Regions from separate parts of the Homo sapiens genome. Here all the other regions are linked to region 3. Evidence: chromatin contacts called from ENCODE Hi-C or POLR2A ChIA-PET data. All regions are on one chromosome and are shown on one strand. Each heading gives the region's core, a stretch centred on a gene start or an enhancer-like site at or near the end of the contact. The rest is flanking DNA. Distances are from core to core; before and after follow the strand shown. Region 1 holds the start of UBR7 (ubiquitin protein ligase E3 component n-recognin 7). Region 2 has its middle 23 kb from the start of COX8C. Region 3 overlaps ASB2 (ankyrin repeat and SOCS box containing 2). Region 4 holds the start of ITPK1-AS1 (ITPK1 antisense RNA 1). Region 5 holds the start of LYSET (lysosomal enzyme trafficking factor). Region 6 holds the start of ITPK1 (inositol-tetrakisphosphate 1-kinase).

Region 1 (2,700 bases), core at 154-2,653, 750 kb after region 3:
CTAATGTTCTATTTGTTGATCTGGGTTGTGGGAACACGCACACTTTCCTTTCAAGCTGTGTACATGATTTGTGCAAATTTCCGTATTTTTTTTTTTACCACAAAGAAAATATTAAGGAATCCATTTTATAAAGGTAACTACACTTCAAAAATAGTTTACATATAGACATAACTTTTTTCTTTTTTTTTTTTTTAAGTAAAGCAGGGGAAAAATTGTTTTAGTGGTGACCAAAGGTTTTAAAATACCTGGGGCTATGTCTGGATACCAGGTTTATTCAACAATCTAGCACTTTGCAGTGTAAACTAACCTTGGTCAACAACGAGAACTGGTATTATGATCTCAGTTCATACCACATAATGAATACAAGTCTCTCCCCTCATCTCCCCAGTGTTCCAATCCACCCCTCTTCCTAGGTAACCCTTCTTCCTACCAATTCTCATCCTTTGTCAGTCTTCTTCCTACCCATCCTTTTCCATTTTTGTACCTCGAAGTGTAGGGTGAGTCACTAAACACCACATCACACCCCCTCAAACACTTGCTCACTCACAACGTCTTCCAAATGCCAAACAGATCCTTTTCTCCTCTCTCCCCTCCCTTGCCAGAGCCACTTGCTGTTCTGTTTCCGGTCTATTTCCAGGGGAGGGGGGCAGACTGCAGATAGACATGGGTACTTGCTTCATTTTGCCAAAAAAAGAAAGAAAGAAAAAGTACTAGCTAGCACTTGTCCAACTAAATTGCAGAGGAACTAGCTGTCAAGGAGCTCACCGCAAATCCCTATGGATTTGAAAATCTCTTTAACCTGACTCTCCCATTCGGTCCCTAATAAATAAATAAATAAATAATCTTAGGATGGGAAAATCAGGGACAAAGATGTCTGGATCTGAGAGGTCGCGGGGTGGTTTCGTGAAAAGCAGTGGTGCACCAAGAAGAGGCTGGAGAGGACGGACAGAGCAGCTGCTCCAGGGCCCTTCCTGGCGGGCCGGACAGAGTTGGAGACAGGGGAGAGGGGGGCCCCTGCTGGACACAGGCTGAAGGGGGCCCAGGAGGTTGGGGTTAAAAGGGAAGGGTGAGCTTGGGGTGAGGAAGCGGCAGACTAACGGCGGCCCCGGACCACCACTGGGGAGACGACTGCGGCAAGGCGGGAATAGGGACAGCCGGGCCGGGAAGGGGAGGTTCGGCGGGAGCCGGGGGAGAGGAGGCCCGGGCCGCGCGCCCACCTGAGAGTAGGAGCACTTCTCGGAGTCGCTGCCGCCCAGGACAGCGCACGCCTCATTCTCCAGCTCCTCGTCCTCCTCAAGGACGTCGACCAACGATACCACGGGCTCCAGCTCCGACTGCCGCCCAGCGGCGCCCTCGGCTCCGGCCATCCTCAACTGTCAGCCGAACAGCGGCTCGGCCCCGGCGGAGGCGGGAAAAGCGGCCGTGAGGGGCGTAGCCGGAGGAGGTGGGGCCCGAGTGCCAGGAACCAATGACAAGGAAAAAAAGCGAAGGAAGGGGGAGGAGCGACTTCCGACAAACGGATGTCACTCCTCTCCCTTCTCCCGCCTGCGCCGGACGCGGGCTGATTTCCGCCTCCGGGTGGCGCTTCCCGGTGTCGTGTTCTGGAAGCTTAGCGGTCACCATGGAGCTGCTGGGAGAGTACGTCGGGCAGGAAGGGAAGCCGCAGAAGCTGCGGGTGTCCTGTGAGGCGCCGGGTGACGGCGACCCTTTCCAGGGCCTGTTGTCTGGCGTGGCCCAGATGAAGGACATGGTAACGGAATTATTCGACCCTCTGGTACAGGGGGAAGTGCAGCACCGGGTGGCGGCGGCTCCAGACGAGGACTTGGACGGTGAGCTCTGAGACGGTGCTGCAGTGACCGGAGGACGGGGCGGGCGCCCAGGGGAAATTGGCTTGGGGAGCCCGTGTAGAGTGGCAGACTTGGACAAAGTGAGCCTCGAGGAAAGAAGAATTGCATCTAAAAATTTTTGGCGGGCTAGGCGAAGTGGGGCTCACGCCTGTAATCCCAGCACTTTGGGAGGGCGAGGCAGGAGGATCACTTGAGGTCAGGAGTTCCAGAACAGCCAGGGCAACATATCGAGACCCCGTTTCTATTATTATTTTTAAAATAATTTAAAAAATAAAAATTGTTGGCATTTATCACTATATTTATTTGGGCTGCTTCTACTCAAGCGTTTCCACAACTCATCGCTATTTCGTTTATTTCACAAAAAAACGTGTCGAATGCCTACTATTATGTGCCAAACCCTGAGCTGAGCCCTGGAGGAAGAATGAGGTGAATGCGACTCAGTTCCTGCCCTTGTGAAACACAAGGGGACTAGACAGGCAGACACTCTTATTAAAAGTGGAAGTGGTCCGGGCTGGTGGCTCACGCCTGTAATCCCTGCACTTTGGGAGACCGAGGCAGGCAGATCACGAGGTCAGGAGTTCGAGACAAGCCTGGCCAATATGGTGAAACCCTGTCTCTACTAAAAATACAAAAATTAGCTGGGCGTGGTGGCATGCTCCTGTAGTCCCAGCTACTCTACTCGGGAGGCTGAGGCAGAAGAATCGCTTGAACCCTGGAGGCAGAGGGTGCAGTGAGCCGAGATCGCGCCACTGCACTCTATCGTGGGCGACAGAGCGAGACTCCGTCTCAAAAAAAAAGAAAAAAAAAGTGAAAGTGGTTCTGTGGTCCTCTGTAACTGTTGCAAACCCAGACA
Region 2 (2,700 bases), core at 62-2,561, 590 kb after region 3:
TGTTGTTTTGTTTTGTTTTGGTTTTTGGCAGGAGGTGGAGCATACCTTGCTTTGTGTCTCTGAGCTTCCTGGATGTGGAGTTTGGTGTTTGACATTAATTTAGGGAAATTCTTAATTACTATCTTTTCAAATAATTCTTCTATTTTTTTTTCTATCTTCTCCCTCTAGTATTCCCATTACTTGTATGTTACATTTCTGTAGTTGTTCCACAGTCCTTGGATATTCTTTGTTGTCATTGTTGTTTTCAATCTTTGTCTTCTGCTTTTCAGTTTTAGGGTTTCTATTAATACATCTTTTCTTTTTCTTTTTCTTTTTGAGACAGGGTCTCGCTCTGTAGCCCAGGCCGGAGTGCAATGGTGAGATCTCAGCTCACTGCAACCTCCACCTCCCGGGTTCAAGTGATTCTCCTGCCTCAGCCTCCCGAGTAGCCAGGACTACAGGCATGTACCACCACGTCTGGCTAATTTTTTGTATTTTTAGTAGAGACGGGGTTTCACCGTGTCAGCCAGGATGGTCTCGATCTCCTGACCTCGTGATCTGCCCACCTTGGCCTCCCAACGTGATGGGATTACAGGCGTGAGCCAGCACACTTGGCCTCTATTACTATATTTTTAAGCGCAGAGATCTTTCTTCAGCTGTGTCTAGTCTACTAAATAAGCCCATCAAAGGCATTCTTCATTTCTGTTACAGTGTTTTTGATTCCTAGCACTTTTTTTTGGCTCTTTCTTAAGGTTTCCACCTCTCTGCTTACATTGTCCCTCTGTTCTTGCACACAATCTAGTTTATCTATTTGAGTCCTTTGCAATTAATCATAGTCGTTTTAAATTCCTGGTCTGATCATTGCAACATCCCTTCCATGTCTGCTTCTGATGCTTGCTCTGTTTCTTCAAATCGTTCTTTATGTCTTTTAGAATGTCCTGTAATGTTTTTCTTGATAGCCGGATATCGTGTGCCAGGTAAAAGGAACTGCCATAAATAGGTCTTTAGTAATGTAGTGATTAGGTATGAGGGGAAGGGAAGCATTCTATAGTCCTGTGATTAAGCCTCAGTCTTTTAGTGAGCCTATGCTTCTGGACTGCGAACTCCACAAGTATTTATCATTTTTTTCTCACCCCTCTTAAGTGGGACAGGATGGCTACATAGGCTAGAATTGGGTTATTTCCCTTCTCCCACATGGAAGGCTAAAGCTAACTGGAGCTGGTTACTTCCTGTCCCTCAGCTAAATTAGGCAGCAATGAAACCCCAGTAGGTCAGGCTGTGGTTAACTAGTTCCCCTAAAGGCAGGCCTTGTTAAGAACAGATTAATCTGGCATATTTCAAAATGGTTCCTTTTCCCTCTGCCTGCCAGAAACACAAGGGGATTTTTCTCTGATACTTACCGTGGCTAACCAGGCCGACCTGCCTAGAGGTAAAACTCACAAAAGGAAGGAGGGGTTCCTATGACTAGGTCCCCAGGAATATTTAACCCTCAGACTCATTCACACTGAGCCTCTACTAATATGCCAATTACAGTTCAGGTTTTCCTACCTGGGCACTTGTTCCCACGGCAGTGTCTGTTCATGACTTTTCTGCTCTGGTAAGCATGACACTCTAATCCTGGAAGCAGCAGTGTGCTCTGCTTCCTTACTTCTCTTATGAATCTAAGAAGAGTTATTGATTTTTTCAGTCAGTTCAGCTTTTTACTTGTTGTTAAAATGGAGTGGCAGCTTTCAAGTTCCTCACATGCAGAACTGGAAACTGGAAGTCTCTATACTACAATTTGTAAAAATGTTTTTAGGCACAGTCTAGTCTTTGAATTGGGCCAGGAATATGTTGAAGAACAGTATAAGTAGAAGGGGAATCAAGTCGAAGAATTTCACACAAGTTTATTGTCTGGAACACATTCCTACCTAATGTATTTCCTTTACTACTACCAGTTTTTTGCACCAAAGCTCACAACAACACCCTTTGGGTTAATGTATGTTGTGTTGTGATTTAGCAATCATTGCCTCGTCTTCCTCCACCTTACTTCACCTCTTGCAGTTGTTGACTAGGAGAATATATCATAGAAATGACAAGTAAACTCAAACCCCTGCAATAAAGAAGTTTTCTAAAGGGCATTTGTCTTCTCCAGTGACCTCATCCAAGCACCCATAAATAAACATTGAATGCCTTTAAGAACTTTTGGTGAAATCTGGATTCTGCTCAAGGAATAAGGAGACAGTCAGCTTTCAGTCTTTGTTTCAGGTTCACTTGTTTACAATATTTGCTAAGGTATACTATTTTGTAGTTTGTGTCTTAATAGCTTTTCCAATTCTTTGAAAATGGCATTTTTGAGCCAGGCACAGTGGCTCATGCCTGTAATCCCCGCACTTTGGAAGGCTGAGGCGGGTGGATCACTTGAGTCCAGGAGTTTGAGACCAGCATGAGCAACATAGCAAGACCCTGTCTCGACTAAAAATACAAAAATTTAGCTGGGTGTGGTGGCATGCACCTGTAATCCCAGTTACTCAGAAGGCTGAGGCATGAGACTTGCTTGAACCCAGGAGACAGGTTGCAGTGCGTCAAGATCATCCTACTGCACTCCAGCCTGGACGACAGAACAAGACTATGTCTCAAAAAAAAAGAAAATGGCATTTTTTCTCTACATTTTCATTTTTGTCATTTTATTGTCAAAGAAGAAGAGAGTAAAAATGCCTTCTCCCCACTCCCCATCATCTT
Region 3 (2,719 bases), core at 26-2,525:
GGTGGGTGGCTAACCCTATCTGAGCCCCAGTGGCCTCATCTTTATAACAGCAACAACAAAAACATGCTGTGCTCCCCTTGCAGTATTCCTGTGAAAAGCAAATAAGATGAGGTGGGCGTTGGAGCCTTCCCACATCTTGCAGCTCGTATTGACCTCCCCGGCCCTGTCTGAGTGCTCCAGCACCAATCTCATGATGGCCTCTGCTTCACAGACAAGCTTCTTGGGTCTTCCTGGGACACCCTCCTGAGAGTGTTCCCAACTAGACTGTGACCTCCTAGGGGACAGAGAGCTGAGCTGATACTGTTTATTTATTTATTTATTTATTTATTTATTTATTTATCTCCAGTGCCCAGCTTAGAGCCTGGATCATTGTAGCTACCTAATAAATGTTTTTAAACAAATAAATACCTTTGAAACCAATAAAAAGCTCTAGCAATGCAATTGATCATTATTATATTGTGACCAAAATGGAGTCCACTGAGTCTTCTGGATCTTAGAAATGAAAGATCAGTATCCCAAAGAAAACAGAATTCTGTTAAAAACCATTTCCCAATTTGCTTCTGTCTCACCTCAACGTAAGGCACAGAATTTGATGAGGATCAAATGAGGATCATTTGCCAAGCTTTGGTCCCCTAAGGGACCCCAAAGGGACAGACCTAGCTTCCTGTTCCATGGAGAAGTGGGGTCCATGAACCCATGAAGTGCAGAGCCCAAGGTTTCCATGAATGGACCAGCCAGAGTGAGTCCAGGAGGCTGGGTCTTCCTAATCTTTAAACCTCTGCATTTCATTTAAGATACATTTCTGAGAAGACAAAGGAGGAAAACATGAAGCAGGAACTGGCTGAGGCTGTTGTGTGCACAGCTTCAAACAATTCAAATCAAGCCACCCACACTTACTCTGCACTTATGATATGCCAGGTTGTGAATCAGGGCTGGGTCCTGCTCTCCCTAAGATCACAGTCTAATGAGGGTGAAGGCCCAGAACTACCTGATGACACAGCAGGGAGAGCACAGCTTCCTCAGTTACAGAGGGACCCTGGAAAAGGTCAATTCACTTAGTCAAGGAAGTAGGCTTTGCAGGATGAATAGGAGTTCATCAAGCAGACTAGAGGAAGCAAGCCTCTTTGAGCCTCAGTTCTCTCATTTGCAAAGGAAGCCAATTACATCTCCTTCACCAAGTGGACTGGGGAATTAAATGAGATGCTTGGTGCAATGTGCCTGTTATAACAAGTGCTCAATGAGTCACATGTGTCTCACGGCACAGTGGTGGGCGTGGGGTGGACTCGTGGCATGGGGTGGGCGTGGGGTAGACTCATGGCACAGTGGCGGGTGTGGGGTGGACTGGTGACATGTTGGCGGGCGTGGGGCGGAATCGATTTTGTTAGCTCCCTCCTCTATTAAGGTGCCTACCTGCCCCCTGCATTCAGCCAGGCCCAGCCCAATCACTGCCTCCCTGGGGCTGACCTGGGCTTCTTACTAACTCAGACAGAGCAGCCATCCATTGACTCACCGAGAGGCTAGGAGCACTGTCCTGCCAGCCCATTCTCTGCTCTCACTGAGGCTGACCGTGCCTGAATTCATGACAAGCTGGACTCCAGGGTCAGGTGACGGTGACACATTCTCCACCCCAGAACCTGCCCAGTGACACACAAAGGACAGAGGCCCTACCTGGGGCTCTTCCAGGGCATGACCTACACCCACATCCTGCCGAGGCCAGGCTCCTCTCGCCTGTGATGACTCAGCCCAGGAGGTTTGCTCTGTTGGGAATTCCCCTGCTTGGGGCCCGAGGGGAAATGGGGCCTCCAGCCTTGATTGGCGAGAGCACGAAACCCAGCCAGGGGCCCTGGCTCCCCAGCCAGCCCTGAGACTCACGACTCAGTAACTCTGAGCGGTCGCCTTGCCCAGTTGCCAGCCCCAAAGCCAGTGGATGCACTCGGATCTCAGTGCTCCCAGAATGAGCCCTTCTGCCCCGATCTCAGCCCGTCCTCTGTGACTCTGTGGCTGTGTGTGGCCTTGTCTCCCTCTCTGCTGACTTCCAAATATCCTCAGGATCCACAAAAAGATAAATTTTAATGAGCTGCATCACCACCCAGAGTGGGCCTGGGACTGAGCCAGAGCTGGGAACTCTTTGTTGAATGGAACTCAGTCTGTCTGTTTCCTCATCTGCAAAATGGGAACAGCACACCCGCTGCTTCCATCAATGGTGGCAGGAGAATGGAAATGAGGAGAGGCTCGGCATGACTTTGTGAACATTTGCCCTGCACAGTTGTTAGAAACTGTCATCATCACCAGCTCCCTCCACCTCCATCAACCTCAACATCCCGGCCACCATTGCTGCTGCCATTACTATGCAGAGACAGGTCCTCGTTTAGATGGTGCAGTGGGCTTTTTCCCAGTGCTTTATTATCCTGCTAAAAACATTCTAACAATGGCAGGTAACTGGAGGCCACACATGCACTAAGTATGAGGGTGGCCGTGACCCAAGGATCCTGGGAGGTGGAAGCCCAGGGCCTCATCAAGACGACAGGGCTGGAGACAGCTGAGGTGAGCCTGGCCCCAGGCTGCCTCCACCTGCCGGCTGTCTCTCCTTCTCAGGACCAGGCACTAATGCAAAGGACACTGAACCCAGCAGCTGTCAGGGCTGAGGAGGGGCCTTGGCTCTGGGATCTGTTGGACACTGAATCTCTCCACAGCTACAGAAACAGTGTGGACATCCCCA
Region 4 (2,700 bases), core at 191-2,690, 890 kb after region 3:
TGGTAGCTGCTCTCGGAATTCAGAGCCAGAGGGGACTCACGTGGTTGCGTGGTGTGCATCTCTGGAAGGATTATAGGTGCTAAATTCTCCATCTCAGCATTAAAAATGTACTTGTTATTTAGGTTATATTTTTACATGGTACCAACATTTTTTTAAAAGGTATGCTGAACACAGTGTCAAATGATCAATCCACAGCGGGGTTCCCTCTGCCACCCATACTCTCCAGCGTACCCCAGCTGGCTGACCCCGGTGCTCTTGATGGATTTTATTTCCAGGTCACTGGGGCATAGGTAGGGGTGGACACCTGTGAACATCCTTCCTTCTGTCGATTTTCTCTGCCGTGTGCTGTGGAGCCAAGCGTAAAGGGCTTTGGGAATAACAATCGCTGTGGGGTTCTGACGTCTTTGGAGCTGGGACAGCCCATGGTAGACTTGCGGTCCACCCATATCCTGGGCAGTGGCTTTCTGAAGTTCACGTGAGCCTGACTCTGACCTCTCCCCAGACCCCATCATCTCCAAGGAGGACCGCCACGGGCTTGGGGGGCTGGCTCTGCACACAGTGTTTCCATGTGGTCATTTGAGGCCAGTAATGGACACAGATTGCTCTTGGCTGTGCCTCACTTCCCTGTGGGGTCCAGAGACCTGGGTTTGAGTTTCTGAGTCTGTTTCCTGGCTGTGGATCTTTTCCTTCCTCTTTAAAGGGATGACAGCGCACAGGATTGAAGACACCTAAGAGATGCTGAAGGAATATTAATTGATTTTTACTCATCTGTTGTTATGATTAATGGTGGCATTTCAGTGGGGAAAATACAGCTACAGATGAAACTGGGCTGTTGAGAAAGATACATTGTTTCAGTGTGGAGAATATAGTATTTTTTTTTTTTTTTTGCCTCCCCTCTGTATCACTTTTGGGTTTCTAACAATTGTGGATTCCAGCTTACTCCTTCCTTTTTTAAAAGATAGATTTTATGGTTTTTTTAAAAAATTTGAAATGCAGGTATTTTTTTCCCCCTAAACATTGACAATTATTTTCATTCTCCATCATTTACTATTTGCTTAGGCTATGTAGATAACAAATAAGACAAAGTTATGTGAAAGCATGATCCCCATAGTGTTTTTTAATAATGATGATACATGAGGTGCTGGGAAGGGTTATATAAATGAGGTCTGCTCATAGCAGTTCTCCAATGTGGCCATTAAAAAAAAATCACATTTTTCACATTTTGGAAGACAGCGTGGGGAAATGCTCGTGAGTTGCTTTGAGTACTGTCGTCATACTCTGAGTGGTTTCATTTCTATCCGTTTTATTTTGGTTCCTGAGCTTTTTAGGTTTGCTGTTAGAAATAGAAGCTGTCACCGTGTTGCAGTCTTGTGCAGCTTCCGAAGCCTGTGGCACTCAGTTCTAGGGTGATTCTTTCTCCAGCCTTTGATGCACTGAGTCAATTTGAGCAAATCCTTTAAAAAAAAAAAAAAGTTCCCACATCCCATGTCAAGACAACAGAGCTCTGCCAGGGCAGGTGGGGCTCCCTGTGCTCCAGGGTGCCTGGGTGCCTTCTTGCAGGCAGGCTTCCAGAACCCCAGGCCCTCCTCACCACACCACGCAGGGTTGGGACTGGATCTCCCTGGTACCTGCCACCCTTGCTTGGCTGTCAAATGTCAAGAATTCCGTGGCCTCAGTGGAGCGTGCCAGGTAAGCATTTTACGTAAAAGCAAAGAAAAGAGATGGAATGAAGTACACAGGGGAAATAGGAAGGGATGGAACGGGGGTTTTAGAAAGGGCCAGAAGCAAGATTCTGCTCTTAAAGTAGCTGACTGTCCTGGCATTCTGGGGTGAAGGTATCCATAGCATTGCTACTCAGAGTGTGATCCTAGGGAATCTGGGTGCAGATGGAGAAACTCGGATGCAAACACTGGATTCCTCAGCAGTCGGTTCCCGTTTGGCCTGGTGCAGGGCTGAGACTCTGAGGAGGAGGCATCTTGACCTGAGGGCCCTGGACTGTGCTCCTTGTCCAGCTGGGCGCAGAACCATCGTAGTCAAAGCCAGGAATGGAGATGCATTGCCTCAGGTCAGTTCCAAAGACCAGGAAGCGTCCCTGAGTATTTCAGTTGAGTAAGGACCTGGCATCTCCCTCTTCAGCCCCTTCCCTGCTCTCATATTTTTATTCATGCTTTTAGAACTGCTAAATGTCAGGTGGGTGCAGTGGCTCACACCTGTAATCCCAGCACTTTGGGAGGCCGAGGCGGGTGGATCATGAGGTCAGGAGATCGAGACCATCCTGGCTAACACGGTGAAACCCTGTCTCTACTAAAAATACAAAAAATTAGCTGGGCGTGGTGGCAGGTGCCTGTAGTCCCAGCTACTCAGGAGGCTGAGGCAGGAGAATGGCGCGAACGCGGGAGGCGGAGCTTGCAGTGAGCCGAGATCGCGCCACTGAACTCTAGCCTGTGACAGAGCAAGACTCCGTCTCAAAAAAAAAAAAAAAAAGAATTGCTAAATGTCACCTTGGCAGTGACACCTACCCTGCTTTCCCAGCAGACGCCTCTGCCCCCTACACACACACACACACACACATACACACACACACATGCACGCGCACACACGCACGCACACCAAGCTGAGCTGCCTGTTGGTGTGTCCTCCTGAGGCTGGGACTTGCTGGTCTCTGAGGAGCACGTGGTCTGGCCCTGATGTGCGCTGTGT
Region 5 (2,700 bases), core at 201-2,700, 770 kb after region 3:
ACTTCCTGAGATCTGTGAAGAAACTGCAGTCTTGTGATCAGACTCCATATAGGACTGGCAGTTTTGTAATCGTAGGGAAAAAACGGTGACTGATTTTACGTGTCAATCAGTTGTAGTCTGCTGATCTGATTAGAAGCCTTGACAAATGCCTGGTGGCGATTGCAAATAACTGCCAAGCATATAGGGATGATACAGTAGCCCACTGTTTTGGGATCAGCTCTTGTACAAGAGTATAGGAACAAAAACATCTGTAAGTAAGGTACCAGAAAAATAACTGTCCACACCCAAAAAGGCAAGGAGAGTAATTGAGCTTTCAAGGAGTGTGTCCATGTGGTTCCTTCAAGGGGCTCCTCAGGGTGCTGTTGAATGTGTTCCAAGGCCAGCCTGTTGTAAGTCTCACTGATTTCAAAAACATAGTAAAATGCTGCTGCACTGGCTAACAGATACAATCCCACTCCAATCCATCCCATCCGCTGACGGAAGTTCATCATTCTCCATGCTCTGTGCCTTCAAATTAAAAAAGAAAATACAATTAGGGTCTAGTAATGCTGTCACGGCAACTACTCCAAATGTACTTGCTTTATCTCCAAGAATTCTAGGCCGGGCGCGGTGGCTCGCGCCTGTAATCCCAGCACTTTGGGAGGCTGAGGCGGGTGGATCACGAGGTCAGGTGATAGAGACCATCCTGGCTAACATGGTGAAATCCCGTCTCTACTAAAAATACAAAAAAAATAGCCGGGCGTGGTGGCGGGCACCTGTAGTCCCAGCTACTCGGGAGGCTGAGGCAGGAGAATGGCGTGAACCCAGGAGGCAGAGCTTGCAGAGAGCCGAGATCACGCCACTGCACTCCAGCCTGGGCGACAGAGCGAGACTCTGTCTAATTAAAAAAAAAAAAAAAGAATTCTAAAATATCCCACTAACACACTTAAGATTTAAAATAATTAAATTAAACACCTATTAAGAAATGTAAAACTTACAGGTTGTTTTGTGTAATACTTACAATCAAGTAAAACAACACACACAAAAAAACAAAAAACCATTGATTTCAGTATATACTGAGTTCTGCTTTTTAACGGGAATCCCTCAGAATAAATCACTGCATCCTACTTAAACAGGTCCATAATACCCGCCCTCCAGAAACTGGAATTAAACTAGTTTCTCACAGCACATTTCACTTTGACAGGTGAAACACTTTCTGGCATAACAGTACTGCTTCAGACGTGAACGCGGGGTGCTACAAGTCAAGCCCCCAAGTTAAGACAGTAACTCCTAAGCACTTACAATGGTCCCGAAAATCTTCCTGTTCCCACGGCAAGCGTTAAAGAGTCACTCAGCTCTGAATAATCGGGTGGCTTTGGCATTTCAGAGAAAGCCAACATAAAATAAATCCCCTGGGTCACCCGGCTAGGAGAAAGGTGAGCGCCGCCAGCCTGGAGCACCAGCTACTAGTGATTAAGAACGGCGTGACTGCGGCGGGTCACGCGCGGCCCGGCCCCCGTCGCCGCCGCCGGAGACCCGCTCTGAGAACCTGACCCGGCAGGGAGGCGTCCCCGCCACTTGGGCCTCCGGGCGGCCGGCCCCGCCCCCTGCCGCGCTGCAGCGCCGGCACGCCGCGACCAAGGCTGCGCAGGCGGCGCCAGGCCCGGGCCTCGCCGCCTTGCAGCGCCGCGAGCCCAGCGCCCGTCAGCGGTCGCCGGCGGAGCCTGCTTGCAAAGCTGAGGTCCCGGATCTCACCTTCCTGTCCCGTGGTGGCCAGCCCGCCCGCCGTCCCGGATGCCGCCGCAGTCGGAGCTTCCGGCTCGGGCCGGAAGCGCGCGCGCCCCGCCCCCGAGGCCCGCCCCTCATGACGTCAGATCGCCCCCGCCCGCCGCGCAGCTTCCCCGAGCGAGACCAAAACAGGTGGAATCCGGGCTGGAGCCGGAGCTCCGGCGGCGCGGGTGGCGGCACGTCCCTCCAGGTGGGTGGCTCTCTGGGTCTGGCGACTCAGCGCTCCTCAGCCTTGCCCCCTGGTGCCCGCTCGCGACTGTCATCGCCCCATCACTTCTCGTTGCAGACAGTACCACAGGCACCTGGAGTACCGGCATCGGTCGCTGTGGCCCCCGAGTGTCCGTCAGAGCCTAGGGGAGCCTGCCCTCCCGCGCCTCGTCGGGGCCCGGCCAGGCACCTTGGCCGCCGGCGCACGGACGCGGGCACGAGCACTAGATCACGGTGAGTGGAAGCGGGCCCGACGCGGCCCTGCAGGCCCGACATCCGCCAGGCACCAGGGCTGGGAGGGGTGAGGGGCGCGCGCCGCAGTGCGGCTGCCCTGGCGTCGCCGCTGGGGGCAGGGCGCGCGGGGCTTGGGGCCTGCACGCTTGCCCTGGACGTTGGCACCTTTAGCTAACCTGTCTGCTCTGTCTTGCAGGCTGCTGGACCTCGGCACGTTGACAAGATTTCTCTGGGGTACCGCGGAGGATTACTTTGAATTTCGGTGGTCGCCTGTGGTCTGGCATATTTAGAACTTAAGTCTATTATTTCGGGCACCATGACTTTGAGGCTTTTAGAAGACTGGTGCAGGGGGATGGACATGAACCCTCGGAAAGCGCTATTGATTGCCGGCATCTCCCAGAGCTGCAGTGTGGCAGAAATCGAGGAGGCTCTGCAGGCTGGTTTAGCTCCCTTGGGGGAGTACAGACTGCTTGGAAGGATGTTCAGGAGGGA
Region 6 (2,700 bases), core at 75-2,574, 840 kb after region 3:
TGTTTCCCACCCATCGTCTTTTCCACTCTCCATCCATCCGTTTTCTCTACCTTGTTAAAGAAAAAAACTAATCAGATTCTCGTTAAAGATGGCAGGGAAGCCAGGCGGGGTGGCTCAGGTCTACAATCCCAGCACTTTGGGAGGCCCAGGTGGGAGGACAGCTTGAGGCCAGGAGTTCGAGACCTGCCTGGGCAACACAGTGTAGTCCCAGCTGCTCGGGAGGCTGAGGTGGGAGGATCAGTTTAGCAGGGGTGTTCGAGGCTGCAGTGAGCTATGACTGCACCATTGCACTCCAGCCTGGGCAGCATAGAGAGATCCTTGTCTTTCTTTTTTTTTTGAGACGGAGTTTCTTAATGTAGGCCGGCCAGGGTGATCACATACCAAGCGTGGAGATATTCTTGACAGCAGGATTCTGGCTAAAACTGGACTAAGAAGGCCAAGGACAGAGCCCAAGGTCGGGGCCTGGTCAGAAAGAGGTCTCGGAGGAGCCTGACTCAAGTGTGATCAAGGGAAGTCTTGGTCACCCGCTGGCAACTTGGCTTTTTCTTGTCTCCCAGCCTCAATTCAAGCTCATCCCCCTTCCCTGCTCCATCAAAATCTCCTTGATTTCCAAGGCCAGCTTCAGTGTCTCCTCTCAAACTTTTCTGAGCCTTCCCTCCACGGGAATCCATTTTTCCTGCCTGGGCCTGGGGAGAGAAGTCCATTTCTCCTTCCCAAACCCAGAGACCATTGAGGCAGGAAAGCTCCCTGGCTGCCCCATAGGGCAGGGCAGGGTAGGCGGGGTTTAGTGACTCCCCGGCGCCGACGCTGACCCGCACCCCTGAGGAAGGGGTCTCCGGGGACGGCCGCTGTTGTCGCTGTCGCCTCCAGTCCCCGCCCCTTCCCCCCTCAGTGAAGGGGACCTAGAGTGAGAACTGGTGGTCACGTCCTACGCCTAGGAGGGCCCCTGGGTGTTCACCCACCCCCCCGGGGGGCCCCATCCTGGGCCAGGGTCCGCTTCCTCGAGGGAAGGGGCGAATTCCTGGAAGGTCTCCTTCCGGGCGCAGTTGCAATGGATTGCCTTGGGGGTGCTGAACCCTGCTGGGGGTACAGAGACGTTTCCGAAACTCAGCGGCTCGGTCGCCCCCAAAGGCCAGGCGGAACACACGCCCACACCGCGGCTCCCTTCCCGAAGTAAGACCGCCGGGCCACGGCCGCCCCCAGGAAGCCCCGCGCCCCGCACCCCACACCCGGGGACACAAACAGGCGCCGGGTAGCCGCGAGGGCCGGCGCGGCGCCTTTAAGAGGCGGCGGGCGGCGCTGCCCCCTGGCGGCCGCCCCGCCGCTTCCTCGCCGCCGCGGGCTCAAGCGGGGCGGCCGGGCCAGCGCGGGGCGGCGGCGGGCAGGGGCGGCGAGTGCGCGGGCGCTCGCCGCCGCCCTTCTCGGCGGGCAGCGCGCGAGGACCAGGCCGAGGAGGAAGTGGCGGCGGCGGCGGCGGGTGAGGATCTCTGGCCGGGCCGAGTGGCCGCGTGCGCCCCGCCGGGGTCCAAGCGCGCCCAGGGGTTACGGCCCGGCTGGGAACATCAGAGGGCGAGGACCCGGGCGGGAGGAGGAGGGAGGAAGGGCTCGGAGGCCGCGCTTCTGCCGCCGCCTGAGGGCGTGTGGCTCGGGCCCGCGCGGCGGGAGGGCGGGCAGGGCGGGGGCGGTGTCTGCGGAGGCCCGGCTTCCCCTCCTGCGGGCCCTGGCCCCAGCTCCGACTCAGACTCAGGCTCAGCCGTGCCCCAGCCTCAGCCGGCAGGCCGGGCGGCGCGGCGCTCGCGAGCCGGTGGGCGGGCGGGCGAGCCCGCAGGCGGCGGGGGCGTGGGCGGTGGCAGCTTGGCCCAGCCAGTGGCCTTCCGCGCTGAGCGCCGCTCCCTCCTCCCGGCCGCCCGCCGCGCCCCGCCCCGCTCCGCTCCGCGCGGCAGGACTGCGCGCCCCAGCTCCGATCCCCGTTCCGCGTCCCCGCCGCCGGGAGGAGGTGCCCACTCGCTCGCGGCGCGCGCCGGCCGCCAGACTCGGCCTGTGGGCGATTTCCTCCGGACCCAGGCTCCCCGCCCGAGGAGGAAGATGCAGACCTTTCTGAAAGGGAAGAGAGTTGGCTACTGGCTGAGCGAGAAGAAAATCAAGAAGCTGAATTTCCAGGCCTTCGCCGAGCTGTGCAGGTAAGGAGGGACGCGGCGCCGGCGCCCGGGGACCCCCGGCCCGAGCCCGGTGACCCCCGGCCCGAGCCCGGTGCAGCCTCATTAGTTGTTTTGGGAGATCGGAGCCAAACGGGAAGAAGCGGCGCGCGGGGAGACTGAGTCCGAGCAGCCAGGTGGCGGTGGCGGCCGCCGGCCGCGTTCCAGGGAAGCGGTGGCCGGTGCGGGCGAGGTGGCACGGACCGGGGCGTTCAGGTGCACTGTGACCCGGCTGGGGAGGCCCCCAGCAGCCCAGGGCGCGGTGGGAGTTCTACTGAGGGTTGCGGAGGGACCTGGGAAATCGGGGCATCCACGCTGTGGGGTAAGGGCTTGAGGGTACTTTTGGACCGGAGTGTTTTTCTTCCTTCGTCCCCTTCCCTTTCATGAAGAAAGGGCACCCACGTTTGTGGACCACCTACTATGTGCCCCGCGTGTGCTCGGCTCTTGAGGCTGTCATTGCATATCATGAGGTTAAGCCCAGTTGAAGCGAGTAGCAATTCTTGGC

Evidence for each region. A loop is a pair of places that touch in the nucleus more often than their neighbours do. ChIA-PET counts read pairs that join two places held with the same protein, here RNA polymerase II (POLR2A). Pooled maps may share reads with other maps.
Region 1: a map of OCI-LY7 shows a loop between it and region 3 (3-fold over the local background). The contact joins the promoter of UBR7 here to the enhancer-like site in region 3. A Hi-C loop is called at or near these places in 2 of 168 maps with a recorded cell type or tissue (B cell and OCI-LY7), 15 of 37 single-sample maps with no recorded cell type and 10 of 50 pooled maps. POLR2A ChIA-PET finds 5 or more read pairs at or near these places in 1 of 52 experiments (activated CD8-positive, alpha-beta T cell).
Region 2: a map with no recorded cell type shows a loop between it and region 3 (4-fold over the local background). The contact joins two enhancer-like sites. A Hi-C loop is called at or near these places in 7 of 37 single-sample maps with no recorded cell type and 4 of 50 pooled maps.
Region 4: a map with no recorded cell type shows a loop between it and region 3 (12-fold over the local background). The contact joins the promoter of ITPK1-AS1 here to the enhancer-like site in region 3. A Hi-C loop is called at or near these places in 3 of 37 single-sample maps with no recorded cell type and 4 of 50 pooled maps.
Region 5: a loop to region 3 is called in a pooled map, with 6 times the contacts of the local background. The contact joins the promoter of LYSET here to the enhancer-like site in region 3. A Hi-C loop is called at or near these places in 1 of 37 single-sample maps with no recorded cell type and 7 of 50 pooled maps.
Region 6: a pooled map shows a loop between it and region 3 (7-fold over the local background). The contact joins the promoter of ITPK1 here to the enhancer-like site in region 3. A Hi-C loop is called at or near these places in 2 of 37 single-sample maps with no recorded cell type and 5 of 50 pooled maps. POLR2A ChIA-PET finds 5 or more read pairs at or near these places in 1 of 52 experiments (endothelial cell of umbilical vein).

Annotation. Positions count from the first base shown.
Region 1 is chr14:93,205,959-93,208,658 of GRCh38, reverse strand. It overlaps UBR7 (ubiquitin protein ligase E3 component n-recognin 7), which reads right to left and starts at 1,403. Exons shown (of 11, transcript NM_175748.4): 1 at 1,218-1,403. The coding sequence starts at 1,367. GON7 (GON7 subunit of KEOPS complex) reads left to right here and starts at 1,594. Exons shown (of 2, transcript NM_032490.5): 1 at 1,594-1,829. The coding sequence starts at 1,622. RefSeq lists an enhancer at 1,498-2,357.
Region 2 is chr14:93,368,387-93,371,086 of GRCh38, reverse strand. It overlaps a transcript of UNC79 not described here. Among named protein-coding and RNA genes, the nearest start is that of COX8C, 23 kb to the right of the region's middle. Within about 2 kb of position 1,311, at least 3 of the 41 ENCODE cell types and tissues checked have a DNase peak (open chromatin) inside an H3K27ac peak, as active enhancers do.
Region 3 is chr14:93,958,572-93,961,290 of GRCh38, reverse strand. The region is part of intron 2 of ASB2 (ankyrin repeat and SOCS box containing 2); the gene reads left to right. Among named protein-coding and RNA genes, the nearest start is that of MIR4506, 12 kb to the right of the region's middle. RefSeq lists an enhancer at 1,027-2,226. Within about 2 kb of position 1,275, at least 8 of the 41 ENCODE cell types and tissues checked have a DNase peak (open chromatin) inside an H3K27ac peak, as active enhancers do; they include OCI-LY7, where a contact is called at or near this core.
Region 4 is chr14:93,066,192-93,068,891 of GRCh38, reverse strand. It overlaps ITPK1-AS1 (ITPK1 antisense RNA 1), which reads right to left and starts at 1,440. Exons shown (of 1, transcript NR_002808.2): 1 at 1-1,440. All of the region lies in intron 3 of ITPK1 (inositol-tetrakisphosphate 1-kinase), which reads left to right.
Region 5 is chr14:93,184,067-93,186,766 of GRCh38, reverse strand. LYSET (lysosomal enzyme trafficking factor) reads right to left here and starts at 1,450. Exons shown (of 2, transcript NM_001098621.4): 1 at 1,282-1,450; 2 at 1-507. The coding sequence starts at 1,361. The coding sequence ends at 96. MOAP1 (modulator of apoptosis 1) reads left to right here and starts at 1,870. Exons shown (of 3, transcript NM_022151.5): 1 at 1,870-1,957; 2 at 2,054-2,208; 3 at 2,405-2,700. The coding sequence starts at 2,525.
Region 6 is chr14:93,114,549-93,117,248 of GRCh38, reverse strand. ITPK1 (inositol-tetrakisphosphate 1-kinase) reads left to right here and starts at 1,324. Exons shown (of 11, transcript NM_014216.6): 1 at 1,324-1,477; 2 at 1,944-2,180. The coding sequence starts at 2,086.